3 separate regions of the Homo sapiens genome follow, and regions 1 and 3 are each linked to region 2. The links are chromatin loops, found by intact Hi-C in ENCODE. Cell type or tissue: B cell. All regions are shown on one strand.

What was found. Peaks named below come from ENCODE experiments on the same cell type or tissue, not always from the same donor. Only the 100,000 strongest peaks of a DNase experiment are listed, where the experiment ranks them.
Region 1: it touches region 2 in a loop (5-fold over the local background); 2 of 110 quality-filtered maps call a loop at or near these places.
Region 3: a loop joins it to region 2, with 20 times the contacts of the local background. A loop is called at or near these places in 8 of 110 quality-filtered maps.

What each region holds. Positions count from the first base shown.
Region 1 is chr17:77,864,966-77,872,965 of GRCh38, forward strand. No RefSeq gene overlaps it. Among named protein-coding and RNA genes, the nearest start is that of LINC01973, 15 kb to the right of the region's middle. RefSeq lists enhancers at 4,617-4,706, 7,518-8,000. In B cell, no CTCF peak of the experiment used is centred here; DNase peaks (open chromatin) are centred at 2,486, 3,456 and 4,896; H3K4me3 peaks cover 1,297 bases; H3K27ac peaks cover 878 bases; H3K27me3 peaks cover 763 bases.
Region 2 is chr17:77,328,176-77,336,175 of GRCh38, forward strand. All of the region lies in intron 2 of SEPTIN9 (septin 9), which reads left to right. Among named protein-coding and RNA genes, the nearest start is that of SEPTIN9-DT, 50 kb to the left of the region's middle. RefSeq lists enhancers at 1,702-2,279, 2,280-2,855. In B cell, CTCF peaks have their summits at 3,422 (motif pointing right) and 3,625; DNase peaks (open chromatin) are centred at 6, 2,476, 3,446, 4,336 and 3 weaker places; H3K4me3 peaks cover 1,340 bases; H3K27ac peaks cover 2,093 bases.
Region 3 is chr17:78,010,786-78,018,785 of GRCh38, forward strand. The region is part of intron 3 of TNRC6C (trinucleotide repeat containing adaptor 6C); the gene reads left to right. Among named protein-coding and RNA genes, the nearest start is that of TNRC6C, 56 kb to the left of the region's middle. In B cell, CTCF peaks have their summits at 3,263 (motif pointing left) and 3,469; a DNase peak (open chromatin) is centred at 3,256.

The sequences.
Region 1 (8,000 bases), 540 kb after region 2:
GAGCTGGGGTTGTATCAGACACTGCCAGTGAGTGGGGCAGACACGTTGAAGCAAGCTGGGCGTGGCAGAAAATCAGGTGTGCCCGAGGCCTGAGCACCCCCTCCCTTTTGGTCCTCACAGCAGTAGGATTCCCCCGTAGACATCTGGGTCCTGATTGCGTGGCTCTGGAGAGGGAGGAGAGGTTGTCCACAGCACCACCCCCTCTGCAGACACACACACACACACACACACACACGCACGCACACACCCACGCACACGCGCGGGCGCACACGCAAACACACACATGCACACACACACACACACATATCTGAACAGGCCAGGCTGGGTCAATGCAGTGTCTCGCTGTGAAACGAGGGGAGAGCAGACGCCCTGTCTGAGAGCCACATGAGCCAGCAGCCTGCGTAGGAGCAGCAAACCATGTCCGAGACTCTGGGTGGGCCTCGTTTATGTCTGGAAAGAAAAGGGATTCTGAGGAGGGCTGGGGCAGGCAGCCGGCTGCAGGGCAGGGAGCTCACCCCCATTCACCGCAGCCCGCAGCCCACCATATGGGCCAGGAGGCTCAGCAGGCCAGCCCTGGCTGCCAGGGTTCCCCGGGGACAGCTTTGGAGCGCCTGGCTCAGCGGCGCCTTTCTCTTGGATGTTTAACCTCCCAAAGCTGTTGGTGGTTGATCAGGCAAGCAGAGGGTGCTTCGACTCTGGCCGACTTGAAGAGCCCTCTTGCCTCTCCTGCATGGGATTTTCCTGCCCGTGGGTCTGTTGATGAAGGGGGGTATCCCTGGGTCACCACCAGCTAAAAGGCATTTCTTTAAAATAAAAAAAAAAAAGCCAGATATAGACAGCACTGCCTGCAGGAGCCAGGTGAAGAGCAGGATAGAAACAGTTGCCCAGATTCTCCAAGCCCAGGGATGACTCCCACCTTCACTGTCTGACCTCGGGCCTCAGGGCCCGGATAATTGTCTCATCGGGCCTCCACCCTAGACTGTCTGAATACTTCTGCAGCCCAGCCCTCACCACAGAGGCCATTGTCATTTTTTAAAAATAGTAATAATGGATAAACATTACATTTAAATTGTGATACATCTAGACAATGGAATATTACTCAGAGAGAAAGAGAAATGGGCTATCAAGCTACATAAAGACATGGAAGGAAATGTAAACACATATTGCTAGGTGAAAGAAGCCAGTTCCAAAGGCTGCAGCCTGTATGATTCTGACTATGTGACATTCTGGAAATGGTAAAACCGTGGGCCGGGCGCAGCGGCTCACACCTGTAATCCCAGCACTTTGGGAGGCTGAGGCAGGCGGATTATTTGAGGTCAGGAGTTCAAGACCAGCCTGACCAACATGACGAAACGCCATCTCTACTGAAAAAATGTATATACAAAAATTAGCTGGGCGTAGCAACATGGGCCTGTGGTCCCAGCTACTCAGGAGACTGAGGCAGAATTGCTTGAACCCCGGAGGCAGAGGTTGCAGTGAGCTGAGATCGTGCCACTGTACACCAGCCTGGGCAACAGAGCGAGACTCCCTCTCATGAAGACAGTAAACAGATCAGTGGCCACCGGGGTTTGGAGGGGAACGGAGGACGACTGTGTGGAGCGCAGGGGGTTTTGGTTAGTGAAATGATTCTATAACTTACTGGAACGGTGGATACAGGGCATTGTGCGTTTGCTGAAACCCACAGAGTATACAACACAAAGCGTGAACTCTAATGTTGACTGTGGACCCTAGTTAATGACAATGTATCGGCATTGGTTCAATTGGAACAAATGTGCCACACTAATGCAAGACCTCAGCAACAGGGAAAGTGTGTATGTTGGCAGTGGGGAGGGTAATACAGGAACACTGTATTTTCCACTCAATTTTTCTGTAGACCTAAAACTTCTCTAAAAAGTAGTCAATTAACTCTAGTCTGGGCAACATAGTGAGATCCCCATCTGTTAAAAAATATTTTTAGTAGACTCTAAATTAAATAATAATAACAGGCCGGGCGCAGTGGCTCACGCCTGTAATCCCAGCACTTTGGGAGGCCGAGGTGGGCGGATCACCTGAGGTCTGGAGTTGGAGACCAGCCTGACCAACATGGAGAAACCCTGTCTCTACTAAAAATACAAAATTAGCCGGGCGTGGTGACGCATGCCTGTAATCCCAGCTACTCGGGAGGCTGAGGCAGGAGAATTACTTGAACCCTGGAGGCGAAGGTTGTGGTGAGCCAGGATCACGCCATTGCACTCCAGCCTGGGCAACAAGAGCAAAACTCCATCTCAAAAAATAGTAACAGTAAATTACACACAGTGCACATTTCATTGTGTGTCTATTAACCATGCCTTTTATTTTCTGCATTCTGATGCTTTGACATCTTGGGGCCTTCCGGACCCTGGTGGGACTGCCCCCTCCCAGGGTTAGGTAATTTCTAAATGTAGCAAACAGCTCACCTTCTAAAGGGCCTTTCATATGCAAACCAACCAGTCCAGAGCCGACACCCCAGCCACCTCCTTTATCAGGCTCTGTCACTCTGGGCCACTATGCACCTGCCCTGATCACCCCAGGGCCAAGTGCCAGACATCTTGGGACAACCCCTATCCCCAGAGCCCTCTGAAACTATTCAAACTAGCAATCCTAAACCTGGTTACCCCACCCAGTCCTTCCCATGGAAACCACAGGAAAGGCTCCTGCCGGGCTCTACTTCCCTCTGCCTCTGGCCAGCCCTGGTGCTTCCCCGTGTGGCCTGCATGGTGTGGTCTGGGCCTTTCTCGAGGCTGTGAGTAATAAACTGTCTTGTCCATTGCCTGGTCCATTAGCCATATCAGACCTAAATAACAACAGCACCTACATTTTAAACAGCACTGACCTAGGACCGACACAGGGTGAGGCGCTGGACAAGTTATCCACCCGGGACTCTCGTTTTGAAGGTGAGCTTAGCTTGGTTTTCAGGGCAGCAGCAGCAGCTCCTAAATTGAAGGATTTTCAGCCTGTGGAGTAGCCATGAGACCCATGCTCTCTGGGAGTCCTGGACTGTGGGAGTAGGGATGGAGCCCACCCCGTTTACTCCCCAGGTGAATGAACTGAGGTCCAGAGAGGGGAGGATTTGCCCGAAGTAGCCAAGCTCACTAGCAGCCCATCTTGCACTTGGCACGTGTGGGAAGCCAGAGAAGCTGGGCACAGCTCAGTGTCTCATACCCTCTGCCATCCCTGGAGGGGTGAGGCTCAGACACCCACTGCCGACACAGACACCCAATTTCAGTCAAGCCCCCAGACCCCCAGCCTACCCATGGCAAGGACGTTCCAGCCAAGTTGCCTTTCTTCCTGTTCCTCGGTATCCTGTCCTCCTATCCGGGCCTCACCTGACCTCAGTGCCACCCAGGGCCCCAGCCCTCCAGTTCAGGAGGGCTCGAGACCTGCAGATAGGATCTTAGCACTGACACGTCAGAGGGTCCCCCGATGCACACGAGCCACCTCCCCTCCCTCACCGCTGCTGCGGGGCAAAGCCAAGCAGATGCTCTTAGCAGAGTGGCCCTGGGATGCCTTGGGAGGCACAACTGGTAGCTGCGTGCAGCTCAAAGCTGGAGCCACCTCCAATGCCCAGAGGAGGCTGGCCAGAGGGGCGAAGAGGAAACCAGGCTGTCACGTCAGGTCAAGTGATACATTCGGTGGTGGCCTGACCCCAGCCGGCTTGGGGAGGAAGCTTTGGGACCCGGACTCTCATGCCCAGACTCTGTGTGTGTGTGTGTGTGTGTGTGTGTGTGTACACGCGCATGTGCGTCTGTATGCACATACGTGTGTGTGCATACACGTGTGTGTGTGTGTGTGTGTGTGTGTGTGTGTGTGTGTGTGTGTGTAGGGGCAGAGTGGAGCTCTCCCTAAAAGTTCTTCTTAAATAGATAATGTTTATCAAGAAGTACCCAGACCAGCAGCGGGAAAAATACTTAATAACCACTTAAGTAAACAGCAAGATTGGCAGGAACCATTTTTCAAGAGAAAAGAGCTGGGAGAAGGCTGCCAAGCGATGGATGGAAAGTATAATAAATTCCACGTCACTGCAGAGGCTCTGGCTCTCCAAGGCACTCTGGGCCCATATCTGTCGCTAAGGCTCTGATGGGCCGGCACAGGACACTTCATCATCTTACTACTTTGACATATCACATCCCAAAAGGTGGTGCTGGGCTTGGGATGTGGTGGCTGTTCTTCCCAAACCACTGGGAGTTTGGAGAGTTCTGTGTCTGTGGAAGGGGAGCTGCGTCGAGCTCGCTGGGGCTGTGGCACCAGGAGGAAAGAGCATTTTCCAGGAGCCAGTGTCCCAGGCAGAGGATGGGAGGTGGCCTTAGGTGATGGCATATGAAGAGGGCCGTTCCTCCTCCTTCATGCAAGGATCATGCAGCTGGCCCTAAGCCAGCCTCCAGGCACTCTGGCCAAGCCTCATGTGCCCTTCCCCTTCCCCAGTAGTTCCCAGCGTGGGGCAAACAGTTCTGTCTTCTCAAGACCCAGGCGACGTGTCTCCTTTGCAGATGCTTCAGAATCCGGAGCAAGAACTCTGCAGAATGAGGCAGCTGAAGTGCCCCAGTGGAACCTCATTCTGCAGACCTAGCCCAGGGGAGGTTACCGGGCAGGCAGCTTCACAAACCCACACACAAGCAAAGGGATGTTTTATTTGAGACCACGAGGCCATGGTGATTCCCAACTCACCAATCCATGCTCCGGCACTGACCTGCTGTGTGAACTCAGACGAGCCCCTTAACCTCTCCTCCACCTCAGGTGTTCTCCCCCGTCAAATGCAATTCACAGTTTTAGCTCTGCCGGCCCCGCCAGGCTGTGGGCAGATCAGGTGAGAAAAAGGGATGTGAAAGCAAGTTTGTGAACGGCACAGCACGGAGCAAAGGCAGGACACTGTCACTTCCCATCATGGGTGCTGAACACAGAGCCACACCCCTGCCAGCCTCAGGCCGGGGTGCCCAGCCTCCCCCAAAAAGCTGCATCACAGGGCTCTCCCAAGCCCTTATTTGCATTTAGCTCCCCTCTGTGGTCCTCCCTGCAGTGGCTGAGGATGGTAATAATGACAGTAGCTGAGCTTCGTTGAGTGTGTTGCACAACAGCGCATTGCACTCTCCCAGCAACCCCGTTTTTCAGATGAGGAAGCTGAGGTGTAGAGAAGGTAAGAAATTGGCCAAAGTCAGAGTGAACGAGCAGTGAGGCTGGGTGTCCGCCTCGGATCTGTCCGGCAGCCCCTGGGCTGGGTTTCTCAGGCATTGGCCCTCCAGCTTGGTGATTTTTGCCAGCGTTGTGCCCACCCTGGACTATGATGTATAATATTGTGTGTGTATGTATTAGGTATAGTCATTTATTCAACACATTTTTATTGAGGACCTAATATATGTGCCAGGCATCACTCTGGCGTTAGACATAGGTAGTAAACCAAATGGACAAAAATACCTACCCATGTAGGGCTTTTTATTTTTTGAGACAGGGTCTTGCTGTGTCACCCAGGCTGGAGTGCAGTGGTGCAATCACGGCTCACTGCAGCCTCTGCCTCTGAGCTCAAGTGATCCTCCCACCTCAGCCTCCAAAGTACCTGGGACTACAGGTGCATACCGCCATGCCCACCTAGTTTTTGTTTTGTTTTGTTTTGTTTTTTTTGTAGAGACAAGTTTCACCATGTTCCCCAGGCTGGTCTCAAACTCCTGGGCTCAAAAGCAATCCGCCTACCTCAGTCTCCCAAAGTGCTGGGATTACAGGTATGAGCCACCCCTCCTGACCATGAACCTACTCACTTTTGAAGTAACGTTTATTTTCAGTCTGGGTATGGTGGCCTATAATCCCAGCACTTTGGGAGGCCAAGGCAGGTGGATCACTTGAGGTCAGGGGTTCAAGACCAGCCTGGTTAATACGGCCAAACCCCGTCTCTACCAAAAATACAAAAATTAGCCAGGTGTGGTGGTGCTCGCCTGTAGTCCCAGCTACTTGGGAGGCTGAGCCACAAGAATCACTTGAACCTGGGAGGTGGAGGTTGAAGTGAGCTGAGATCCTGCCACTGCCCTCCAGCCTAGGTGACAAAGGGAGACTCTGTCTCAAAAGAAAAAAATAATAATAATAACATTGATTTTTAAAAGACAAGTTCATGTCGCTACTACAAATGAAAATCCAGCATTGGATTTTCTGATCCTGTAAACATAAATAACATTAGAAATCAAGGTCAGCAAAGTCTAGCTGAGTGTTCTTGTCTGCTGAAGGCTTGAATCCTGAAGAACGCTCTTATTTGCTTAAAAAGGAGATTTCCAATCTTCAAAAATGTTTAAACATGGAATTATCCTATGACCCAGGAATTCCACTCTTAGTATACACCCAAAAGAATTGAAAACAGATATCCAAATACTTGCACATGAACGTTCACAGAAGCACAGTTCATCTCACAGAAGCAGAAAGGTAGAAACAACCCAAATGTCCACCCAGGGCTGAATGAATACACAAAGTGTGGTTGACCCACGCAGTGGAGTGTCACAAAAGGAGGGCCCATGGCTGGGCGCGGTGACTCATTCCTCTAATCCCAGCACTTTGGGAGCCCGAGGTGAGCAGATCACCTGAGGTCAGGAGTTCGAGACCAGCCTAGGCGACATGGTGAAACCCCATCTTTACTAAAAATACAAAAATTAGCCAGGTGGGGTGGTGGGCACCTGTAATCCCAGCTACTCGGGAGGCTGAGGCAGGAGAATTGCTTGAACCCCAGGAGGAGGAGGTGGCGGTGAGCCGAGATTGCACCACTCACTGTATTCCAGCAGTTTGAGTGACAGTGAGACTTCGTCTCAAAAAAAAAAAAAAAAAAAAAAAAGAAGGCCCACAAAAAGAGGGAAGCACCAATTCAGGCTGCAGCACGAAGGAACCTCCGAAACATCACGCTCAGTGAAAGATGCCACACACAAAAGGTCACATGTAAAATAATTACATTGCTATGAAATATCCAGAATAGGTAACTCCACAGAGACAAAAAGCAAGGTGCTGAATGCCAGGGGGTGGGGGGCGGGTGTGGAGATGGGGTGGGGGAAGGAGGAAGGAGTGGTTGCTTAATGAGTATGGGGTTTCCTTTTGGGGTGATGAAAAGTGTCCTAGAACTAGATAGAAGCGACAGTTCCACAACATTGTGAACACAATAAATGTCACAGAAGTGCGCACTTTAAAGTGGCTAGTGGTGAATTTTATGTTCAGTGAATTTTATCTAAATTTTTTTTCAAATGGGAGATTTCCAAGTGTTAGCAAGGTGTTAGAGACATACCTTCACCAAATGAGATTTTCTCCTTAATGCTGTAAGAGAAGAATGAACGAGAATGGCATATTGCCTGCTAATCTCCACGGTACTTTCGCCTGCAGTGTCTCCTTGGGTCTGCTCGGTGACCTTGGACTGCCGACGGGAAGGTGATGGTATCTGCATTCGTTTCCTGGGGCTGCCATCACGAAGAACCACAGACTGGGGGTGGCCTCAACATCAGAAATGTATCGTCTCACAGTGCTGGAGGTTAGAAGCTCAAGATCAAGGTGTCAGCAGGTTTGGCTTCTCCTCGGGCCTCTCTCCTTGGCTTGCAGGTGTCTGTCTTCCCACTGTGTCCTCACATGGTCTCTGGGCGCTCACACATCCCTGGTGTCTCTGTGTCCAAATTCTTGTGAGGACACCAGTTGGGTTGGATGAGGAGCCACCCTAACGGCCTCATTTCAACTTAATCACCTTTGAAAGGCCTCATCTCCAAATACTGTACAGTCACATTCTGGGGCACTGGGGGCTTGGGCTTTAGCACATAAATTTCGTCGAGAGAGGACACGATCTGGCCCCCAACGATGTCCCAGCTGACTTGATGAGGGACATGCAGAAGGCAGCTCAAGCCACAGAGTTGGTGGGAGCAGCACCGGCCAAGAGCCCGTGTGCTCAGAGCTCCCCCCATATATGCTCCTCCACACCTGCTGCTGCACCCAGGGGTGTGAATGACCATACACACACACACACGCGTGCACACACACAC
Region 2 (8,000 bases):
GTATCCAGGGCGTCCCCATGCCCAGGGTGTCCCCATGCCCAGGCACTGCCTCTCCCCACTTTCCTAATCTCCCTCCACCAACAGGTGTCAGCTGTGAAATGCCTGCTGTGTGTGTCCTTTGGTTGAGTTCATCTTGTGCTCTTAAGTTCCTGTTAGACACAGGCAGGCTGCTTTAGTTCTTCTGGCAAATGTTTTGTTGTTGTTGTTTGATACGGGGTCTCACTCCGTCACCCAGGCTGGAGTGCAGTGGCGCCATCTCGCCTCACTGCAACCTCCGCCTCCCAGGTTCAAGCGATTCTCCTGCCTCAGCCTCCCAAATAGCTGGGATGACAGGCGTCCGCCACCATGCCTGGTTAATTTTTGTATTTTTAGTAGAGATGGGGTTTCACCATGTTGGTCAGGCTGGTCCCGATCTCCTGACCTCAAGTGATCCACCCAGCTTGGCCTCCCAAAGTGCTGGGATTACAGGCATGAGCCACCGTGCCTGGCCCGTCTGGTGAATGTTTATTGAGGCCTACTATGTGCAGCCCCTCTCTTAGGTGCTTGGCCTGTAATGAGGAGCAACAAAGACACAGTCGCTGGTCGCTTGTTACTTAACAGTTGGAACTGAGAGGCAGTCCACAAATGAGCAAATCCATAGGTGGTTTTAGATGAGGACTGTGAAGAAGCTAAGAACAGGTTGCTGGGGGTGCATATCTGTGTGTGTGGCGAGGGGATTAATGGAAGCCCTTTCTGAGTGGTGACACTGAGCTGAAGCTGTAATGACCAGAAGGACCCAGCCAGGCCAAAATCCAAGGGAAGAGCAACCTGGCAAAGGAAACAGCAGGTGTGAAGGCCCGAGGCTGGAGCCTGGGGAAGGTGGGAGTGGCTGGAGTGTGTTTTCAGAGACGGGCCATGGTGACACCAATGCGACAGGCAGGGCCAGGTCGTGCCGGGCCTTGGAGGCCCTGGTGAGGGCTTGATTTTATTCTCACTATGGTGGGACCTCAGTGCCCTGTGGCTGCTGAGAATGGCCAGGGGCAGGCAGGGAGGCCTGCTAGGGAGGAGGCTGCTGCAGGCCCTGCAGCTGGAGAGGGAGGATCAGGATCTCTTTAGAGAGGAAGTTGGAGAGGGAGGATCTCTTTGATTGCTGGATGGACCCACCTGCCTGGCTGCCCCCGTCAGCATCCAGCAGAGGCCACTGGATGCTGACAGGTGGCCGGCCCTGCCCAGCCTTGCACTGCCCTGTGCTGCCCTGGTGGCTGCCGGCTTTAGGAGGAGCGCTTTTGGTGTCTGAGCCCAGTGGTCCTGGCTGTGGTTTGGTACACTTGGCCGTGGGTGAGGCCAAGGTGGTTTGGATCCTGGGAAGGTTGGGTACCTGGCAGCCTCAAGGCAGGAGCTGGGGTGTTGGAGGAGGAAGCACGCTCATCCCTCGTTCCTTCCTGTTTCGTGGGATGCTGAGTCTCTGGGCAGGGACATGGTGAGCCCTGGTGTGATGCACTTAACACCTGCTGGTGCCCCCATCCCCAAGCAGGAACCCTGGTGCCTGGTGCCTGAGGACTGCTGTCCACCGTCCCACCATCCTTCAGGTTTCTTCCCAGCCTCTGACTCGGGGCAAGGTTCAGATATCCAGAACATTCTTGGCTGGCTCTTGGAGCTGGGGTGAGGCAGAACCTCCCTCCCATATTTACAGCACCAGCCAAGGCTTCGGGGTTTGGACACCATCCCTGGGAGGGGTGAGCAGGACAAGTGAGGTCTCCAGACTTGGGGTGGCTTCGGACTGGCCAGGCAGGTGGGTGGGGGCTGCAGTCCATGCCCCCGCTCCAGGCAACACAGTCGAGCTGCAGCCCCCGCTCCATCCCCAGCTGGGGCTCCCTGTGCTCACCTTCTGCTTCCTTCCTCTCCCTCGGAATGGGGGGTGGACACTCCAAGACTAGCCTCCCAGCCACTCTCCCTGCCTCCTGCCTCCTCTCCTTCGGGACAGACCCCTGTGATCGCTGGGTGTTCCTGATGCTCTGTCCCCTCTGCGTCCTGTGCCGTGGGTGAGAGAGGGCTTCGGGGGGACTTCCCCCTCTTGGAGCACCTGCTGCTCCGGGTGCCTCTGGGGGCGGGCCCCCACCTCACATTGTGGAGCTGGTGTAGGAAGGAAGGTGCCGGGAGCCAGCTCCAATTCACGTGCTGGCTGTGGCCCTCAAGGTGTGGATGGCAGGAGGTGGTGAGACAGGGACTCATTGATCATGGGACTGACACCCCCTCATGTTGATGTGGGCCCTGAGCCATAATCTCACCAGCTCCTGAGTTTTGGCGCTGCTCTTGGCGATGGCGTGGACTCAGCCAGGCTCTCGGGCAGCCTTTCCTGGATTCTTCCTCCGTTCTCCCCTGGGCAGTGTTTCTGTTCACCTGGAAAGGATGGGTAGGACTTGGAGACAACAGGGATTCAAAGAAGTCGGGAGTGGGGGCACCTGTGCAGCTCACCCTGCAGAACAGACAATTTGGTTAAAGCCTAAAGCCTGCTGTCAGGAGCCTCGCTTGCCTCTCAGAGAGCACATGGCTTGACCATCACGGGGACTGGGGGAGAGGCACAGGCATGCCTGTCCGGCAGCAGAAGGGAACCCCGGGCCTGGGCCTCTCCATTCTGTGGCGTTGTCTTTCCTCAGAGTTGCACTGTCTCCTTCACTGTCCCTGCCTGGCCCCAGTGCTCATGTGGCTTGTGGCCCTCAGTCTGGGCTTGGTCTCCCGCAATTCACCCTGCCCAGCCCCACACAGCTTGTCCCTCCAGCTGGGAATCGGAGCTCACCTGGAGTCCCAGGCAGCAGATTCGATGCAGTGATGCAGGGCTGTCAGCCATGCCAGCAGGCCCTGCTGCTCACAGAGGGATGGGTATTGCTGTTGACAATAATTAAAGAACTACGGCTTCAGGCTGGGTACAGTGGCTCACACCTGCAATCCCAGAACTTTGGGAGGCCGAGGCAGGAGAATCAATTGAATCCAGGAGTTCCAGACCAGGCTGGGCAACATAGCAAGGCTTTGTCTTTACAAAAAATAAAAAATAATAATAATAATAAAAACTACAGCTTCAGAATGATTGACTTCAGCATGTTTATAAAGTCAAGGGTCTTCAGTGTCCTGGGCCTATGTCACTGCGTCAGAGGGAGAGAGGAAGAGGCTGGGGTGATGGGCACTGGGGCTTATGCTCCTCCTGGAATGGGTGGTCTTGGACTGTGCCTGTGTGATATGTTTGTCGAGCGGGGGCGGTGTCCACTGAGGACTGGATGTTGAGGTGTGGGTGGGGGGAGGTTATGAAGCACTGGGCATTTCCCGTGCACCAGTGCCCCGAGATTGCAGAGAGGGGACCCGCCCAGCCTGGGCAGGGAGGCGGGTGGCAGCGAGGAAGGGGAGAGGAACTCGGGTGCAGAAAGCCTTTCCTCCAGCAGGTGGCGCCGCAAGCTCTCGAGAGTCCAGCTCCTGCGGGGTTTGCATTTTCACTGAATTTGTGGGCAGAGGCTGCCTGGGTGTAGTTTCCGCCAACTGTGACTGCTCACTGCGGGCGAGGGGAAGTGGAGTGCAGAGAATGCACCGGAGGGCAGATGACCAGCCCCCGCACAGGCACGGGGGTGCCTCCTTCCCCGCACAGGCACGGGGGGCCCGAGCCCTTGGGGTTCCTGTCCTAACTGGGCGGGGAAAGGGAGGGTTGGAAGCTGAGTTAGGGGGAAAGGGGGTGGTCTCCTGCCATCTCTTTTATTTTATTTTTCCTATTTTTGGTTGATAGGTTTCAATCTTTTTTACATTTTTCCAACTTTTTGCCGTAAAACTTTTCAAACATAGAAAAGATGAAAGAGGGCTGAGTGTGGTGGCTCATGACTGTAATCCCAGCACTTTGGGAGGTTGAGGTAGGAGGATCACTTGAGCCCAGGAGTTCAAGACCAGCCCGGGCAATATAGTGAGATCCCATCTCTATAAAGGATACAAAAAATTAGTCAGGCATGGTGGTGCAGGCTTGGAGTCCCAGCTACTCGGAAGGTTGAGGTGAGAGGATTGCTTGAACCTGGGAGGTTGAGGCTGCAGTGAGCTGGGATTGTGCCAATGCACTCCAGCCTGGGCGACAGAACAAAACCCTGTCTCAAAAACAAAACAAAACAAAACCACAAAAAAGAAACCATGAAAGATTCTAAAGTAAACACCCATGCACCTACCACCTAGATTCCACAGCAACCATTTTGCTGTTTGCTTCACCACAAATCCCTCTGGCCACCAGCATCCACGCTGGTTTTGATGCACTTAAAATAAGCTGCAGAAATCAGCACACAACATCCTGTCAACACCTCAGTTTGCATTTCATTAACTAGAGTCCGGCATTTGTCTGTGATTATTTTTGTTTTTCTTTGAAGTAAAATGTATATACCCTGAGATGCACAGGTGTGAAACGTTCCGTTCTTTGAATTTTAACAAAGGTATCCACGTGTATCCCAGCCTGACCAGAACATAGAACATCACTATCACCCCAGTAAGTTCCTCATGCCCCTCCAGGTGCATCACAGTCCCCACCTTCCCCAGGGCAACCACAATTGTGCTTTTTTTCCACCACGAAATAATTTTGCCAGTTTGAGTGTTTCTTAGAGCTACCCATGTTGCTGCAGGTGCCAGCGATTTGTTCTGTTTTATTGCTGAGTAACGTCCACTGTGTGAACATTCTGTGGGTTTTTAGTCATTCTCTTGTTGAAAGACCCCTGGCTGTTTCCATCTGGAGGCTCTTATGAGTAAACCTGTTACGCTGGTTCTTCTTGTACAAGTTTTTCTGTGCATATGGGCGTTCATTTATTCTGTAGAAACACCTAGAGTAGGTATAGGGTAGGTATACATTTAGTTTTATAAGAAACTGCCAGATCTTTTCCCAAAGTGGCCCTTCCATTTCACACTCCCACCAGCAATGGATACGAGTTCTAGTTGCTCCACATCCTGGCCAACATTTGGTGCTGTCACTCTGTGAAATCTTAGTCATTCTGGTGGGCGTGTAGTGGTATCATCTCATTATGGCTTTAATTTGCTTTGGCCTGATGACTAATGCGGTTGAGCACATTTTCATGATTGGCTCTTCATATATTTTTCCTTTGTGAAATGTCTTTTCAAATCTGTTGCTCATTTTAAAATTGGGTTGCTTGACTTTTTCTTCTGGATACTGATCTTTTGTCAGATACGTGTTTTACAAATATTTTATTCCAGTCTGTGGCTTGCCTGTTCATTTTCTTTCCTTTTTCAAGAACAAGGTCTCGCTGTATTGCCCAAGCAGGTCTGAAACTCCTGGGCTCAAGCTGTCCTCCTGCCTCTGCCTCCCCAAGAGCCGGTTTTACAGGCATGAGCCACCATGCCCGGCCTGTTCATTTTCTTAGTGGTATTTTCCAATAAGCAAAAGTGTGTCACTTTAATTTTTATGAAGTCTAATTTAACAAACTCCTTTCTTTGTGGTTCTCTCTCTGTGTTCTTTGTAAGAAACCTTTGCCTACCCTGCCAAATTGCAAAGATATTTATGTTTTCCTTTAGAAGGCTTAGAGTTATATAGCTTTTATGAATTAACTTTTGCATATGGTGTGAGGTAGAGGGTCAGGGTTCATTTTGTTGTCGTTTTATGTGTTTATTCAGTTGTTCCAAACTTCATTTTTTTTTAAAGCTTTTATTTTGTATTTTCTTGGTGACTTATGAGGTCGCACAATTTTCCAAGATCCTTGTTGGTCATTTACGTATTTTCCTTTGTAAAATTATCTGTCCACGTCTTACTTCTTTTTAAAATTATGTTGTTTCAAGATCGAGTGATTTCTGAAGCCTTCATTTTATAATGCTTGAAAGAATGAACACCTTGTTCCCCAGCTACAGGCTTCTGCTCTTTGTCCTGCAGCTGCACAGTGGGGTAAGACTTGGGTTTTGTTTTGTTGCTGCTTTGTTGTTTCTTCATTTGACTGTTTCCCCATGGGTCTCATTTAAAAAAAAAATTGGCCGGGCACAGTGGCTCACGCCTGTAATCCCAGCACTTTGGGAGGCCGAGGCGGGCAGATCACGAGGTCAGGAGATCAAGACCATCCTGGCTAACACGGTGAAACCCCATCTCTACTAAAAATACAAAAAATTAGCCGGGCGTGGTGGCGGGCGCCTGTAGTCCCAGATAATCGGGAGGCCGAGGCAGGAAAATGGTGTGAACCTGGGAGGCGGAGCTTGCAGTGAGCCGAGATTGCACCACTGCACTCCAGCCTAGGTGACAGAGCAAGACTCTGTCTCAAAAAAAAAAAAAAAAAAAAATGTTGTTTCATATGTTTTTTATATATTCTGGATATAAGTCCTTTATCAGATATATGTATCATAAGTTTTTTTTTCCACATTGCTCCTTTCCTTTTGGTTTTCTTAATGATGTTATTTAATGAGCAAGAGTATTTTGTTTTCATAAAGTCCAATTTATCAACTTTTTCCAGTTTCGATTTATGATTTTTGTGACCTATGGAGGAAATCTTTGCCTACACTAAGGTCAAAAGAAGTTCTCTTATTTTCTAGAAATTTTATAGTTGTATATTCTATGATTCCTTTTATTTTTTAATTTTTTAAATTTTTACATTTTTTAACCTATTATAGCCGTCAGGATGTTGTATGATCCATTTTAAATCAGTTTTTGTATTTGGTTTGAGGTCAGGGTTAATTCTTGTTTTTCTATACTCATATCCAGTTCTAGCACCGTTTGTTGAAAAGACATACCTTACTCTATTGAATTACCTGACACCTTTGCTAAAAATCATTGACTGTATATGTGGCCCTATATTAGTATATGTACGTATATACATGTAGGCCCTGTGTTGACTGTATGTGTGGTCCTATATTAGTATATGTACGTATATACATATTGGCCCTATGTTGACTGTATATGTGGTCCTGTATTAGTATATACATATCAGCCCTATATTGACTGTATATGTGGTCCTGTATTAGTATATGTACATATATACATGTAGGCCCTATGTTGACTGTATATGTGGTCCTATATTAGTATATGTACATTTATACATGTAGGCCCTGTGTTGACTGTATATGTGGTCCTGTATTAGTATATGTACATATATACATATAGGCCCCGTGTTGACTGTATATGTGGTCCTGTATTAGTATATGTACATATATACATGTAGGCCCCATGTTGACTGTATATGTGGTCCTGTATTAGTATATGTACATATATACATATAGGCCCCGTGTTGACTGTATATGTGGTCCTGTATTAGTATATGTACATATATACATGTAGGCCCCATGTTGACTGTATATGTGGTCTTGTATTAGTATATGTACATATATACATGTAGGCCCTATGTTGACTGTATATGTAGTCCTATATTAGTATATGTACATATATACATGTAGGCCCTATGTTGACTGTATATGTAGTCCTATATTAGTATATGTACATATATACATGTAGGCCCCATGTTGACTGTATATGTGGTCCTGTATTAGTATATGTACATATATACATGTAGGCCCTATGTTGACTGTATATGTGGTCCTGTATTAGTATATGTACATATATACATGTAGGCCCTATGTTGACTGTATATGTGGTCCTGTATTAGTATATGTACATATATACATGTAGGCCCTATGTTGACTGTATATGTGGTCCTGTATTAGTATATGTACATATATACATGTAGGCCCTATGTTGACTGTATATATATATGTGGTCCTGTATTAGTATATGTACATATATACATGTAGGCCCCGTGTTGACTGTATATGTGGTCCTGTATTAGTATATGTACATATATACATGTAGGTCCTATGTTGACTGTATATGTGGTCCTATATTAGTATATGTACTGTATACATGTAGGTCCTATGTTGACTGTATATGTGGTCCTATATTAGTATATGTACTGTATACATGTAGGCCCTGTGTTGAGACACTATTGTGTTTTCTTGATATTTTGTCCATTCCTTTGCTGATGCCACATCTTGATTAATGTGGCTTTACAGTAAGTCTTAATATA
Region 3 (8,000 bases), 680 kb after region 2:
TAATTTTTTTCCATGGAAACAAAAAAAATATTAAGATGAGACATTTTAAAAATATATAGGTTATTCAAAAGGGTAAAAATGTATTGCCAGAACCTCTGAGTAGGTACATGAACGTATAAGTTCTTGAACAAATTGTGAAACAAAGGAAGTGAGCCTAGCGGCAAGGAAGCGGGGCGCTGTGCTCCGGGGGCGCCTCCCGAGGGCACTTCTCCTGAGTCTCAGATAAAGTGAAAGTTCACATCTCTGTTTCATATAACTTTTCACTAAAACTTTAAACATAAAGGCAGTTTCTAAGTTTAGACAAAGTTACAGTTTATAACTCTAAAGGATGCTGACAGTCTGCTGTCTAAAAAATAATTTGTTTACCCAGACCAGTTTCTTTTCTGTGTTTTTTTAAAAACAACTTTATTGAGTTATTGTGGACATTATATTTAAAGAGAAGAAATAGATAAGTGTTGGCATATATTCACCTGTTAAACCATCACCATGATCAAGATGACACCCATCATCCCTGAAGGTGTCCTTGTGACCTTTTCTGATCCATCTCCTCTGTCCCCACCCTACCCCCATCTGTCTCTAGGCAAACACTGATCTGCTTTCTGCCACTATAAAAGAGTTTTTATTTCTAGAACATTGTATTGAGGGACTCCTACACTGTGCACTTTGGCTCCTTTCACTCAGTGTATTGCTTTTGAAATTCATCCATGCTGTAGTGTGTATCAGTAGTTCATTCCTTTTTATTGCTGAGCAGTGTTCCATTGTGTAGGTGTATCACAGCTATTTATCCTCTTCATTCTCCTGTTCATGGACATCTGCGTTTTTCCAGTTTTGAGCTATTGAGTAAAGCTTCTTTTAACATTTATGTACAAGTCTTATATGGCTATATACTTTCATTTATCTTGAGTAAATGTATAATAGTAAAATGGCTATGGCATATGATAGGTGTATGTTTCATTTTTCAAGAAATTGCACACAGCTCTTTCCCAACGTGTTTATACTGTTTCACAGTTCTGCATCTTCACCAATGTGTGGTATGGTCATCTTCATAATTTTAGCCATTCTAATAGGTATGTAGTGGTATCTCATTACACTTTTAATTGGCATTAACCTAATGACTAATGTGGCACTTTATTTTAATGTGCTTATTTGTCATCTTGGTGAAGCGTCTTTTAAAGTCTTTTGCCCATTTTTCATTGTTATTTATTTTCTTTTTCCAGATTGGTTTCTGATACTAAATTGGCCTCTAGAGTTGGGCAGAAAGACTCATCGCTACAGGTTGTCTACATGCCTCAGTCATTGCCCTTCTATGTGTGTAGTTACTTGTAAATAGTAATATCAGAAAATATGCACTTTCAAATAGAATCACATTTTATCTAGCTTTTAGCATAACCAAAGATTACATTAATAAATGAGCTAAATATTAGTCACATTTTGCTACCTAGAGATGGCTAGTTAATTCATTAATTAACTTAAACAGTTAATAAATACCTGTTAGATGGCAGAGATCAGTTCCCTGTTCTCAAAGAAGGAAACTACAGACACTGGGTTCTCCTTGAGGGTGGAGGGTGGAAGGAGGGAGAGGAGCAGAAAAGATCAGTGTTGGGCACTGGGTTTCATACCTGGGTGATGAAATAATCTGTACATCAAGCCCCCCATGACATGAGTTTACCTGTGTAACAAACCTTCATATGTACCTCCTAACCTAAAATAAAGGCTTTTTTAAAAAAGTTCCCTGTTCTCAAAGAGATATTTTAGTGGGAAGAGCCAGGCAGATAAGCAAATATATGTATATGCAAATGAATGCAATAAAATGTTCTGGGCATTGTAACTGCTTTATCTCAGCCAGGTGTCAGTAGGTCAGTATAAGCATTTCATGGCCAGTGGCGGATAGGGAGCCAGTGCTTCCAGGTATGAGAAGTCAGGCTCTAAGGAAAGTACAAAAAAGAAATTTTACAATGTTGGCAGCAGAGGAGCTGCTGAGTGAGGTGGTGGCCAGTGCAGTGAGGACCCAGCAGATGGTCAGTGAAGTTGGTTGTGATTTATCTATCTCACACTTTCTACCTGAAAGGATTTAGGTTTGGTCATCTTTTCATCAAATATTTGCATCTCTATAAGAAAAGATAACTTGTTTTTAAAAGTAAGTGAGAGAATTGGGAAAGGAAAATACTGATATGAATGAGGTAAGTGCATACAAGAGCTGGGCCACTCCCAGTTGTGCCCTAAGTTTGCTATGAAAGCAAGGACAAGGAGGGGTTGCCTTATCCCAGTCATCTTAAACCCGTCCATCAGGTCATTAAAACTGAGCACCCTTACCAAGCTATTCTACCCAAAAAAGAGTTGAAACTGTTTTTCAGCTCTTTTGAGAGAGGTGGAAGGTGGGAAGCTAGCTCATAGAGTCCTTGAACACCTTCCTAAGGACTTTAGATCTTCTGGACCAGAGAGGGAGCCATTGGAGAGTTTTAAGTAGGAGAGTGACATCATGAGATTTGTGCTTTAGAAAGATCACTGAACCTGCAGAATTGAAGACGAATTAAACAGAGGAGGAGAGAGGGCTGGAGGCAGCAGGTACAGTTGGATCAGTGCATAGGTCAGACTCCAGCTTACTAGCTAAGTGGCGGGGGTAGACAGGGAAGGGTAGTGATGATTGATAGAGTAGGCAGAACTTAGAAACTAACTGAGCTAACTAATCATTTGATCCAGCAGATATTTATTGAGCACCTGCTATTTGCTTGGTACTGTGCTGATTGCTATGGGAAGAAAATGTTAAAATAGAGATACACTTCCCACTCTCATGGAGCTGAGTCTTATGAGGAATGGACATAAATCTCAACCACAGTGATACATGTATCCTTACTAACTGGGATGGTGACTGTGTGACAGCATCAACAAAGGAGCCCAAACTTGGCAGGAGTTGTGGAAGGTATCATTGAATCTGAAGGGTGAGCAGGACCCAACTAGGCCAGGGAACACTCCTACATAGAGAGGGAACAGCATCTGTAAAGAGCCTGTGGCCGTATGGAGTATGACATTTTCCATGAACTAAACAAACAGGAAGCTATGAAATAGCAGGGTATGAGGTGAGGCCAAAGTGAGAGATGGGGATTGGTTCACTATGCGAGGCATCAAAGAGGAGTTGTGCTCTTTTGCCTAAGAGAATAAGAAGGCTTTTCCAAATCAGTTTGAAATAAGGCCAATTTCTCTCCTCCTGCACCAGCCTTGTCTTACTAAATGTTGGAGTAGTTTAACTTTGGCTCCCTCTTCTGGCGGGTTGTAGGATTCTGCACTTTTGGAGAGAAAATACCTAAGATTACTGCTATTTCCCAATTTATCAGTCCTGGGAGAACACATTTGAGACATAATTCCACTTAAATCTTCTGTGTTTCATGAGATTTAGGATTTGCCATTTGTTCTGAGAGCTCATTTAGTTCAGGATGATTTAGCATGAAAAGAGATGTGGTCAAGAAGGAGTTAAGGGAACTGACAAGCTCTACACCCAGTGGACTTTCTTTGCCTTTAATGTTTTGTCCAGTGTGTTGCCTCACTTGGAGAGAGTTATGATCAATGTTACATATGAGAAGATTACAGGAGAGCCAGTAGGCATTAATGCTGTCTTGATTACTCAGCTTTAACATATGCTCTTAGCGGCATTTTCTAAATTGATCTTCTAAATAAGCCTGTTGTTTAAAAAGAACTTAGATGTGCTTGCATATATGATACATAGTACATTTTCTTACAGCAGGAATATCCAAGGGCCAAAACAAAGTAACCTTTTAATGAAATGATTCTTACTGTTTGTAGTCATTATTAAAATAATTTTGCTTTCTTTTAACATTCATGTTATCTAGTATGTGATGTATTGAGAGTGGCATTTGGTACCTTTTAGAGAGGTAACTGTAATATGCTAGAGTAGAAAATACCTCTGAACGGCATTTCTCATTAGCAACAGACACTAAGTTAATGTAGTTTGTAGTTAATGAGTCTGTGCTTGTTTTGAGTTGGGCTCCAAATGTTGCCACGGTGATAGATCAGCCAGAAGCATCCACTGAACAAACAGAAGGCACCACTTTGTATCCCTCCAGGACTGCTGATGAGCACAGCAGATGGACCCTCCGTACTCAGAGCTGTCTTCTGCTCGCATCTCATTGTTCTAAGGCAACTTCTCGCCACAATGTTTGCTGCTGTATAGGCTGCAGAAGAAATTGTAATAACAAAAATATTCCTTGGAATCACTGATTATGTTGGCACAAGAGAATAGTTCTCTTACATAGTCACATTTGCAAACAATCTTATATTTGAGTAAATTTAAAATGTTAAGAAACTCTGAATCTTTGAATATTTATTCTGAAATGACTAGAATTACTGCTTGATTTTTGACAATTTTTTTCATTGTGTGGGGTGTCCATGCATAAGAGAAGTTCTATGCTTTATCTTACAAAAGCTTGTTTCTTAAGTTCTGAGATGACATCAGTCATAGGACATATCATCTATTCAATAACGTCCTGTTGACAGAGGTGGAGCATGAATGAGGAAACCTTGTTGTATTTATACATCAATTGTAAGGGGCATCCAAATTTCAGAAAGAAGATGTGTTAAAATGTGTGGGTTAAAAATGTCCCTCCCAGTTAGCATTTTTACCTATAAAAAGTTAGTTTTAAAATATACTGCTCTCATCCATTTCACACCTACTTGTTATTATACTTTAGGCTAATGGTGGCAGCCCACGGGATTCTAATTGAGGATCCTTTTAACAGTAAATGCCATTACTGGGAAACAGTGGTATACCTAGCTCATACCACATACTGTGATGTTGTCTAGGTAGATGGAAGATTTAAATGTACTACTTGGGCCAGGCACAGTGGCTCAGCCTGTAATCCCAGCCACTTTGGGAGGCCGAGGTGGGCGGATCACCTGAGGTCAGGAGTTCCAGACCAGCCTGGCCAAGATGGCAGAACCGCATCTCTACTAAAAGTACAAAAATTAGCTGGGCGTGGTGGTGGGCGCCTGTGATCCCAGCTACTCGGGAGGCCAAGGCAGGAGAATTGCTGGAACCCAGGAAGCGGAGGTTGCAGTAAGCCGAGATCATGCCATTGCACTCCAGCCTGGGCAACAGAGCAAGACTCCATCTCAATAATAAATAAATAAAACTCCTTGCTAAAAAAGTCTATATGCTCTTAACCAGATTTCGGCTGAAGAATATAGAAACTACTCTAGCTGTTATAAGCAGAAATGGGTTTAAAATATGGAGGACTGGGTGCGTATAAAATCACTGAAAGGGCTGAAGGGGGTAAACTCTAGGCTGGGCCTTCAGAAATGACTCCCCAAAGAGTTCCCTGAAGAGCTGCTACCTCCAGGAATAATTGAGAGGCCCTATTGGCTCTCTTGACTTCTAGAGCACAGTGCCACTGCCGCAGACCAGGGGTCAGGAAGCGGCACTAACACTGTCTCTCTCAGCCACAAAAGGAGCGATTGGGAATGTGGCCCCTGCACAGAAACTGCCACCATCTCCAGTACTGTGCTTACAGGCACCCACAGCCAGTACCTGCCAGGTCACATGCACTCACATGTAACTGGGGGAACCAGATCCCTAGCCTCAGCTCTCCTTGCACGGAGGCTGCATAAGCTGTGTGCCAGGCTTGTCAGTCCTGCACCAGGTGTGCCTGTGGTGGTGGGTGGGAGAGACCATTTTAACTACTTGCTTTGTAAACATTTAAAATAATGGGATGGCTGTTCATTAACATTCATCTAGCGCCTAACACTTTCCAAACTGTTGGAGATATGGGAACCAAATTAAGGGGGGTGGTTTAGAACCAGAGTAAGATCTAATCCTCCATTCCTGAGTACAGCTGTCATTACCTCTTCTAAATTGCTGCAGTCTCTGCCTGCCTTCCCTTCTTTAGGTCATTCTCTGTGGTTCCTCCTTTAACATGATTATTTAACTTCTGTGGCTTCCATTGCTTCTGAGAGGAGGAGGATTATTATACTATAAACGCTTACTGTGTACTAAGTGCCAGTCACTGTTCTAAACCATTCTTTACGTAGATTAGCAATCAATCCTCAAGGAACTCTCTCAGTAAGGGATTCTTAGCTCCCTTTTATCCCCCCGCCCTTGCCCACATGTTATGGATGGCATGACTGAAGGATGGAGAAGCTAAGTAATTTATCCAGGATCCCCAGCAAAGAAGTGGCAGAGCTGAAGTTTCAACCCCAAGGCCATACTTGTAGCTACTGCACTCCCTCTCAGGAGAAGTGTATGGAACTGATAAACCCCCAGTTCTGAATGGTGATGATCTTTGCTGGGGGAAGGTGGAGTATACAGTCAGGGAGGGAAAGATAGGTGGGGCTTTGGTGGAATGGGGACATTTTATTTCTTAAGCTGGAGATTGGCTCCATGGAGATTTGTTGATTATTTGGTCTTTATGCCTTTTTAAAAATGTCTTAAATATTTCTAAATAAATTTTTAAAGAAAAGACTGTGTTGGTAGTTATGACTTGGGTGATTGAATAAGATAGAAGCACCTCAGCGTGCTCCCACTCCTGCTCTCCTGCTCTGTTCAGACCAGGGTGAGGAATGTAAGGTGGATCATAGGGAACTTCTTTTCCCATGTTGCATTCCTGCTCAGGTGGCGGAGCTGAACAAGGAGGGCACCGCTGCCTCCTCTCCCAACCACATGGCTCTAGAGTCTGCACAGGGTCTCAGAGACCTCAACAGCTTGAAGTGCTTGTTGAGCTTAGGTAACCCATGACTGCACAGCTGTTCAGCTCACCATGGGTTAACAATTGTAGCAACCTGTCTCTAGAGTTTCTCTCTGAAACTGGAGGCTCCAGGCTTCTCCTAGTGTGGCAGCCAGGCAGGAACACTGAGGAGTATCCATCCATGGAACCACCCAGTGCTCTCCCAGCTATAGGTCAAGTGATACAATCCAAAATCCTTCCAGGGTCTCTGCCTACCTCTCCAGCCTCCTGTGAAACAACCCTGCTAGGCTTCAGCCCCCGAAGGCGAGAAGCTCTTTTCCATTTCAGGGCCTTCCCATGCACTGTCTAGGCTGGTGGGAGTGAGTTTGTAGGTACGAGGTGCGCACACATACACACAGACATACTCTACCTCGCTAACCCTGACATACTTTTTCAGGCTCTGCTTAATTGTCACTTTCTCAAAGGAGCTTTCTGAATCCCTAAATTAGGTTATCTTGTCCCACTGTTCCTTTTATCATGCTTACAACAATGTGTAATTTTCTATTTGTGAAATCATTTTAAAGATAATGTCTCTTCTACTATATGATAAACTATAAAGACAGGAACCATATGTGTGTATATATATGGTTTTTGGTTTTTGGTTTTTGTTTTGTTTTTTTGGTTTTTTTGAGATGGAGTCTTGCTCTGTCGCCAGGCTGGAGTGCAGTGGCGCAGTCTCGGCTCACTGCAACCTCCACCTCCCGGGCTCAAGTGATTCTTCTGCCTTAGCCTCCAGAGTAGCTGGGACTACAGGTGTGCATCACCACGCCCGTCTAACTTTTGTATTTTTTTGAGTGGAGATGGGGTTTCACCATATTGGCCAGGCTGGTCTCGAACTCCTGACCTCGTGATCCGCCCCGCCTCGGCCTCCCAAAGTGCTGGGATTATAGGCGTGAGCCACCATGCCCAGCCGGAACCATGTTTTTTTATATAATACTCAGTATTCACAGTGCCTGGCACAGAATAGGAACCCATTAAATATTTTCTAAATAAGGAGAGGATAGGTGGGGATATTGACATGTTTGGGGGGGTGGAGCAAATGGTAGGCAGATTGCATGGGAAAACAACGAGTTTGAGCCCTTATTTACCGTGCTTTCCTTTTTTTGCAGCACTTTACACCTGGTGAACCATGTATCTTACTTACACATCAAGTTTATTATTGATCCTTTTTCTCTACTAAGATGTGAGCTCCACAGGGCCAGGGATCTCTCTTTTGTTCCTTGATACAGCCCCAGCCTAGAGGAGGCTGAGCTGTAGAAAACCTCTGTA